Linked DNA regions of Homo sapiens: region 2 is linked to region 1. A link is an interaction called in ENCODE POLR2A ChIA-PET data of the cell type or tissue named here. Cell type or tissue: Panc1. All regions are shown on one strand. Each heading gives the region's core, and the rest is flanking DNA. Links, peaks and the distances in the headings are about the cores only. Region 1 overlaps DRC1 (dynein regulatory complex subunit 1). Region 2 overlaps OTOF (otoferlin).

What was found. Peaks named below come from ENCODE experiments on the same cell type or tissue, not always from the same donor. Only the 100,000 strongest peaks of a DNase experiment are listed, where the experiment ranks them.
Region 2: POLR2A ChIA-PET joins it to region 1 with 8 read pairs; 3 of 35 experiments call an interaction of 5 or more read pairs at or near these places.

Annotation. Positions count from the first base shown.
Region 1 is chr2:26,425,068-26,429,463 of GRCh38, reverse strand. All of the region lies in intron 4 of DRC1 (dynein regulatory complex subunit 1), which reads right to left. Among named protein-coding and RNA genes, the nearest start is that of DRC1, 25 kb to the right of the region's middle. In Panc1, for the core only: no CTCF peak of the experiment used is centred there; no DNase peak of the experiment used is centred there.
Region 2 is chr2:26,501,087-26,505,482 of GRCh38, reverse strand. OTOF (otoferlin) reads left to right here. Exons shown (of 47, transcript NM_194248.3): 6 at 1,638-1,711; 7 at 3,057-3,183; 8 at 3,675-3,729. Among named protein-coding and RNA genes, the nearest start is that of OTOF, 55 kb to the left of the region's middle. RefSeq lists a silencer at 1,644-1,773. In Panc1, for the core only: a CTCF peak has its summit at 1,919 (motif pointing left); a DNase peak (open chromatin) is centred at 1,922; H3K4me3 peaks cover 1,002 bases; H3K27ac peaks cover 549 bases; H3K27me3 peaks cover 649 bases.

The DNA.
Region 1 (4,396 bases), core at 242-4,241:
GAGGCTGAGGCAGGTGCTTCAGCTCAGGAGACCAGCCCGGGTAGTATGGCAAAACTCTGTCTCTACAAAAAAATATAAAAATTAGCCAGATGTGGTGGTGCACGCCTGTGGTCCCAGCTACTTGGGAGGCTGAGGTGGGAGGATCGCTTGAGCCCAGAAGGTCAAGGCTACAGTGAGCCATGATTGCACCACTGCACACCAGCCTGGGAGATGGAGCAAGATCCTGTCTCAATAATAATAATAATAATAATAATAATAATAATAATAATAATAATAATCATCTGTACAAAGAGAAAGTGGTTTCAGAAGAGTCTTAGAAGGCCTGAGATAAAGCATAGTAGATGGAGTGGAATGGACTCTGCTCAGGGCAAAGCTCTTAACAAGCACCCAGGACCAAACCCCTCAATGTTATCACCTGCTGCAAATCTCCCTGCAAGCTCCCAGAAAGCCTAGAGTGTCCTAGCTGAGCAATTAATGTCCAGGTTCCAACACGAGAACATATCTACTGCAGACTAAGTTGCATTCCTTAACTAAGGACTAAACTCTGGAACAGCATTTGCTGTAAAAATACTACGGTCATGTGCTGCATAGCAACATTTCAGTCCATGATGGACCACATATACGACAGTGGTCCCATAGGATTATAATACGGTATTTTTTTTTTTTGAGACAGAGTCTTGCTCTGTTGCCCAGGCTGGAGTGTAGTGGCTCGATCTCGGCCCACTGCAAGCTCCACCTCCCGGGTTCACGCCATTTTCCTGCCCCAGCCTCCCGGGTAGCTGGGACTACAGGCGCCCATCACTATGCCTGGCTAATTTTTTGTATTTTTAGTAGAGACAGGGTTTCACCGTGTTAGCCAGGATGGTCTCGATATCCTGACCTCGTGATCCACCTGCCTCGGCCTCCCAAAGTGCTGGGATTACAGGCGTGAGCCACCGTGCCCGGCCATAATATGGTATTTTTACTGTGCCTTTTCTGTTTAGATACACAAATACTTAGCACTGCGTTACAACTGCTTACAGTATTCAGTACAGTAGCATTCCGGACAGGTTTGTAGCCTAGGAGCAATTAGTTATATCATATACCCTAGGTGTGTAGTAGGTTATACCATCTAGGTTTGTGTAAGCACATGTTATGATGTTCTCACAACAATGAAATCACCTAACAATGCATTTCTCAGAATATATCCCCATCATTAAGTGATGCATGACTGTATTTCTATTAGATAGCTAATAATTCTACAATTATGACAAAGCTTTTACTTCTAGTTAAAAGTTTATCCCTTGAAAAGACATCAAAATTGGAAGAGTTAAAATTATCTTTGTTCACAGATGACATGATCTTATATGCAGAAAAACTAAAGATTTCACACACAGGAAAACCTGTTAGAACTTAAATTCAGCAAAGTTGCAGGACACAAAATCAAAATTCAAAAATCACACTATTCACAATAGCCAAGAATTGGAATCAACCTAAGTGTCCATCAGCAGATGAATGGATAAAGCAAATGTGGTACCTATACACAAGGGAGTACTATTCAGCCATAAAAGAGAATGAGATCCTGTCATTTGCAACGACGTGGATGGAATTGAAAGGCATTACGTTAAATGAAATAAGCCAGGCACAAAAATTCAAACTTTGCATGTTCTCACTCATTTGTGGGAGCTAAAAATTAAAACAATTGAACTCGTGGAGATAGAAAGTAGAATGATAGTTAGCAGAGACTGAGAAGGGTAGTGTGGAGGGTCAGGGAGGAATGGGGATGGTTAATAGGCACAAAAATATAGTTAGAATGAATAAGATCTAGTATTTGACAGCATAACAGCGTGACTAAGGTCAGCTAGATTTATTGTACATTTTAAAATAACTAAAAGAGTATAACTGGAATGTTTGCAACACAAAGAAATGATACATGCTTGAAGTGATGGATACCCCATTTACCCCAATGTGATTATCACACATTGTATGGCTGTATCAAAATATCTTATATACCCCATAAATATATACACCTACCCATAAAATTTTTTAATTTTAAATTTAAAAAAAAAGCTCAGGTGCGGTGGCTCACAACTGTAATCCCAACACTTTGGAAGGTGGAGGTGGGTGGGTAATTTGAGGTCAGGAGTTTGAGACCAGACTTGGCAACGTGGTGAAATCCCATCTCTACTAAAAACACAAAAATTAGCTGGGCATGGTGATGTGCGCTTTAATCCCAGCTACTTGGGAGGCTGAGGCAGGAGGATCACTTGAGCCCAGGAGGTGGAGGTTGCAGTGAGCCAAGATCAGTCTACTGCACTCCAGCCTGGGTGACAGAGCGAGACTCTGTCTCAAAAAAATTAAATTAAATTAAATGTTTAAAAAATTTTAAATCAGTTGCATTCTTATATGCAAATAATGACCAATCCAAAATAGAAATTAAGAAAATAATCCATTTACTATAGCACCAAAAAGAATGAAATACTTAGGAATAAACTTAACAAAGTAGGCAAAAGCCTTGTACACTGAAAACTGTAAAACATTACTAAAAGAAATCAGAGAAGATATAAACAAATGGAAGATATCCTGTGCTTATGAACTGGATGACTCAATATTGTTAAAAATGTCCATACTATACAAAGTGATCTATAGATTCAGTGCAGTCCTTAACAAAATCCCAACATCATTTTTTGTGGAAATAGGAAAACCATCCTAAAATTTGTAAAATTCAGAATCTCAAGAGACTCCAAATTGCCAAAATAGTCTTGAGAAAAGAACAAAGTTGGAGGCCCCACATTTCCTGGTTTCAAAACATACTACAGGCTGGGCGCAGTGGCTCCTATCTGTAATCCCAGCATTTTGGGAGGCTGAGGTAGGTGGGTCACCTGAGGTCAGGAGTTCGAGACTAGCCTGGCCAAAATTGTGAAACTCCATCTCTACTAAAAATGCAAAAATTAGCCAGGCATGGTGGTGCATGCCTGTAGTCTCAGCTTCTCGGGAGGCTGAGGCAGAAGAATTGCTCTAACCCTAGAGACGGAGGTTGCAGTGAGCCGAGATCAAACCACTGCACTCCAGCCTGGGCGACAGAGCAAGACTCAGTCTCAAAAAAAAAAAAAATAAACAAAAACAAAACTGCAAAGAGCAACAGGAATTAAAGAATGTTGTACTGACATAAAAATAGATATATAGACCAAGGGAACTAGAGAGCCCAGAAATAAACCCCTACATATATGACCAAATGGCTTTGACAAGGGTCAAAATGATAAATGAATGATACATAAACCCCTGCATCTATGGTCAAATGACTTTTGACAAGACTATACAGTGGAGAAAGGATAGTCTCTTCAACAAATGATGTTGAGAAAACTGGATATTCACAGGCAAAAGAATGAAGTTGGGTCCTTACCTTATACCATATACAAAAATAACTCAAAATCGATTAAAGACCTAAAACTATTAAACTCCTAGAAGAAAATATAGAGGACAAGCTTTCTGCACATTGGATTTGGCCATAATTTCTTGGATATCACACCAAAATCCCAGGCAGCAAAATCAAAAATAGACAAACGGGGCTGCACCAAACTCAAAAATGTTTGCACATCAAAAAAAAAATCAAGACTAAGAAGGCAATATACGGAATAGGAAATCATAATTGAAAATCATATATCTGATAAGGGGTTAATGTCCAAAATACATAAAGAACTTCTATAACTCAAAAACAACCCAATTTAAAAATAAGCAAAGGATTTAAATAGACATTTCTCCAAAGATGATATACAAGTGACCAATAAACACATGAAAAACATGCACAACATCTCTAATCGTTACGGAAATGCAAATCCAAACCATAATGAGATATCGCCTCACACCATCAACACGGAAGCTATCAAAAAAACAGGATGTAAGTGTTAGTGAGAATACAGAGAAGTTAGAACCCTTGTGTACTGTTGGTGGGAATGTAAAATGGTGCAATCATTATAAAAAACAGTATGGAGGTTCCTAAGAAAATTAAAAATAGAATTACCATATGACCCAGCCATCCTGCTTTTAAGTATACATCCAAATAATTCAAAGAAGTATCTCAAAGAGATACGTGTATACCCATGTTCATAGCAGCATTACTCACAAAAGCCAAAACGTGAAATCCAACCCAAATGTCCATTCACAGGAGAATGTATAAAACAAGATGTGGTATATATATGCAATGAAATACTACGCAGCCTTAAAAAGGAAGGCAGTCCTGTCACGTGCTACAACGAAGTCCATCTATACTAAGCCAAATATGCTAGTCACAAAAGGACAAATGCTGTATGATTTCACTCACAGGAAGTATCTAATAGAGTAGTCAAAATCACAGAAACAGAAAGTAGAAAGGTGATTACCAAGGTCTAGGGGGAAGTGGAAGAGGGAATTGGTGTCT
Region 2 (4,396 bases), core at 185-4,184, 76 kb before region 1:
GGCCCTATGTAGTCTCTTTTTGGCCTGTATGTGTGTGTGTGTGTGTCTGTGTGTGTGTGTGTGTGTGTGTAACTCACCTCCCCCATCAGAAGGGAGGAAGCTTTTGAAAATAATTCCAAAGGCATCAGCTTTGATTTTAGAGCCTCTTTCTTTCCCTTTCTTCTCATTGTCGTATTTCAGATGGTATGCTACTGAAGAGTGCAGACACATCAGCCTTCTTCCATTCCTTTTTAGGAATTCAAAGAACATGCTAATGTTCCCTAAATTGTGAGCTGCTGCCACGTGAAAAGGGTGATTCTCAATTGCTCCCTCACTGGGATATGAACGTGCTTTGTCCTGCATATGAACAGTAAAGAAAGGTCCTGGGGTTGGGATAGGGCCAGGTTTGGGGAATAAGATTGGCCCCACAATCCTGAGGAGAGGGGCTTGAGGTTTCTAGGTCATCTGCCTGAGGACAGAAAGGTTTTCCCCAACCTCCTATTGCCCAGCATAAAGAACAAGGATCTGGGGTCTTAGAAACCATAGTCAAGCCTCCACAGGGAGATGTGTGACCCAAAAAGGGTGGACTCTGCTGTAAGCGAGCTCCAGGTTGGAGCCTACACCTGGCTCCACCTGGACCTACAGGATGATGGGGCCATACCCAGGAGGAGGGAGAACGGGAAGTGGAGAGAGTCAGGTATCCACTCATGCAATATGGATGGGGTAATGGAACACTGCACTTTACCCTCTGCTGATCCTGCTCCTGGGGCTTCCTGGTGCCAGGAACCACAGGCTCGGCTGCAGGGACATCACTGAAGGACAGTGAGGACCCCTGCCCCTTTTCCTCAGCCCCGCTGACTGCAAGGCCCTTCACCTGGGGGCACAAGGTCGCAGCAAGCCAGAGGAAGAGGTAGGAACTATGGAGCCTGCCATAAGTTCCTGGGGTTGGGGGAAAGGGGAATTTGGCAGTGAGAGGGGACAGGTAGAAGGGGCAAAATCCAGGACCGAAGATAGATGGGAAAGGGCCTATCTCCCCCTTTTTCATGGGGACCAAGGAGCATCCCAGAACACGGAGAGGTTGGAGAAAGACAAGTCAGGCTTTGAGCACCAGGGCCATCTGAGAACTGAACAGCTCGTTTCAACCACATCTCCCATCTCCTCATCGGCCTCTGCCCCTGAGTCCTCTCTGGTCCCTGCCCCGCCGTTCTGATGCTCTGTCTCCAGTCCTCGGGCTTTCTCTCCAACCAGCTGAGCCGGGGAGGATGAGCGTGGGGACACTGGCAGGGCTCGGAGCTCTGAGGAGACTAGACTGAGGGGCTGGGATCAGACTGAAAAGTCCAAGACCCAGAGGAGCTCCAGTTAAAACGGCTCTTTCCGGCTCAAGACCACGTTCCCTGCTTGCTGGGGACCCCATCCCTCTCCTCCGTGTGTGAAAGGATGGCAAAGGCGGAAGTGGAGGGGTCTCTCACTGCCCTGATTCCCCCTCCTGGCTCCCAATTTGGGAAGACAGATCCCGATCTGTCTCGGGACCAGTAGGTGAGGGGCCGGGTCCATCTCCCTTCTCTGATGTGTTCTCTCATGTTTGGCTCTTCTGTGTTTGTGTGTTTTCCTCCATGCGTCCCTCTCCCTGCACCTCATTCTGGTGGCCCCCCTCACAGAGCCGGGAGGAGCGTGTTCTCCGCCATGAAGCTCGGCAAAAACCGGTCTCACAAGGAGGAGCCCCAAAGACCAGGTAGGACAGGTGCCGCGTGAGCCCCGCAGCCCCGCGCCTCGCGGCGCCCTCCCGCCGCTTTCCAGCCCCTGCCCGGCTGCCAAAAGGCCCTCCTGGGATAGGTCGTCCCAGGGCCAGGCCCCACCCAGTGATGCGTGGCCCTCTAGGAAGGAGACGCCCTAGGGCCGAGGGAGGGAAACGGGCAGCGCCCTCTGTCGGGGGTGCCTGGTTACAAGGCTCCTCCCGCCCTCGTTGCTCCCGGTTCTTCCTTCTTCACGCAGAAGCCCAGTGTTTTAATTAGAGCAGAGAATATCCATCAAGAAACGCTGTTTGGCCAACTCCCTATTTCTGGGGGGAAACCGTTGTCCCACTAGTACGGGGTCGGCGGCAGGCCTCGCCCAAGCGCTCTCACCAGGCTGCAGCCTGGCCTTTGGGGAGGTCCTGGGGCCGCTGGAGGGCGCGGCAGGGCCGGGCCTGGGAGGCTGGAGCAGCAGGTGGCACTGGGCCCTCCCGGAGGAGCGACTGGAGAGGGGAAGACAGCTGCTGCAGAGGAGGCGGGAGGCCTGGAGGAAGACAAGGGGAGAAATGGAGAGGACAGGGGAGCTGGGAGGGGGCCATCTTCTCCATCACGGGCCCACCATCGGGGCTCCCGGCTGCCCTCCCCCAGCATCCCCTCTGTGGCCTACTGGCCCTCAGGCTCTCTCCCCCACCCTCTTGCCCCCATGCCAATTCCAGCCGTGCCCTTCACCTTCTTAAATGGAGAGAGTACAGCTGCTGGCTGAGGACCAAACCCAGCATCCTTGGGTGGCTGTTCGGAATCCACATGTCTGCATCTCATTAGATGAATACACACCAATGCATTAGGTTCTGAATTCCATCAGCTGTTTGATATGGATAAGTTACTTCCTAAGCCTTCGTTTCTGTACCTGTGACATGAGAATAACGCCCATCTTGGCAGGGCACAGCTCTAAGGACTAGAGATAGTCATGTAAAGTCCTGGTGTTGTGCCTGGAACAGAGAGTATCCACCCAACAAATGGTAGCTATTTATTGAGAGGTGCAAAAGTATGGATTCTTTATTCCCTACCTTCTTCCATAAGAGATATTCAGTGCCTAAGTAAGTGGTATACAATAAAAGAGCATTCAATTAAAATAAAAAGGCAAGACCAGACATAATGGCCATTCAAATCCAAGATCGGGATTAGGTAGAAAAACACTGCAGTTATTCAGGCCATAATATTCTAAGCGGTAGCAACTAAGTAAACCTCGAATTTAACTCTCAGCTTTCTGGATGCCAGAGTAAAAGGAGAAATGGTCACTATCTCACCATCAGTCAGCCCACCTAACCAGTCTTTCATCTTCCCCAGATGAACCGGCGGTGCTGGAGATGGAAGACCTTGACCATCTGGCCATTCGGCTAGGAGATGGACTGGATCCCGACTCGGTGTCTCTAGCCTCAGTCACAGCTCTCACCACTAATGTCTCCAACAAGCGGTGAGTGGACGGGAGCCCTGCAACCCCAGCTGCCCCCACCCTGTCAGGCAGGACCTGGCTTGCCATGATTGGAATTTGGGTAGGGAAGAATCAGGGCTCATGGACGGCTTCTTCCTAACCTAACCTTACCCTTTTCTGCTTTTCCTTGGGTGTTTTTCTCACCTCTCTCCCTGCAAAAGCAGAGCACAGCAGCTGCAGGCCTGTTCTCAGGTCCTTGAATACCTCCCAGCCCAAGGAAGCCACAGACCTGCCCACCCCATATTTGAACCTATTGACCCCATGTCTGTCTCTCTGTTACTTCTGCCTTTGATTAGTTCTCTGTGTTGAGGCCTCTGAAGACAACTAATCCTCACTATTCTTGGCAGTGCTTGAGTGTTTAAAGACCATGATTCTGTCCCTCTGCCCACTCCCAGGTCTAACCACTGCCAGTGTCCTCCTCCCCAACAAGCAGTCCCCATACCCCAGGCCTGATGGTACATTCTCTTCCTCAGATCTAAGCCAGACATTAAGATGGAGCCAAGTGCTGGGCGGCCCATGGATTACCAGGTAGGTGGGCACCTGGAGGCCTCATGTCTTTCAGACTCTGCTCTAGTGGGGGATTCTAGCCGGATGTGCATTATCCACTATACTGAGGCATGGATCCAGGGGTCATAGAGAACAACAAGCTGAATATAAGTTCCCAAAGTAAGCTTGTTCCTGGGAGGCATTCCTAGAAGTATCATCAGTAGAGAGATACAAACCCAAAGAAAAGCTTGAGAACTCTGCCTATGCTAATCAAAGCCCTTCCAGTATTTCATGTTCAGTATTGGACTTCATAAAGTGAGAAGCACCTAGAAAAACCATAAAGAGACCAAGAACTACAAAAAAGTATTCAAACAGTTAAAATAAGGGCCTTTGAAGAAAGTTTTCCTGGCATGATTTTTAAATTGTTGTTTTGTATTATTTGATTGCTGGAAGTAATGACGATTCTGTTTATCTCTGGATGGTGAGACTGTGAGTGATTTTTTTCTTCTTTTTGCTTCTCTGTATTTTCTGAGATTAACACAACTTTTTTATTTGTGTGCTTCTAAGACCAGAGACAAAAGACTGAGACAAAGAGAGGTTGACAGCTGTAAGAATGTGAATGTGGCCAACAGTGCAGGCAGGACAGGTGATGAGCATGTCTGGTGGCTGCTGGGACACCATCTCTCAGGAAGGGCCCAGGGACCCTCCA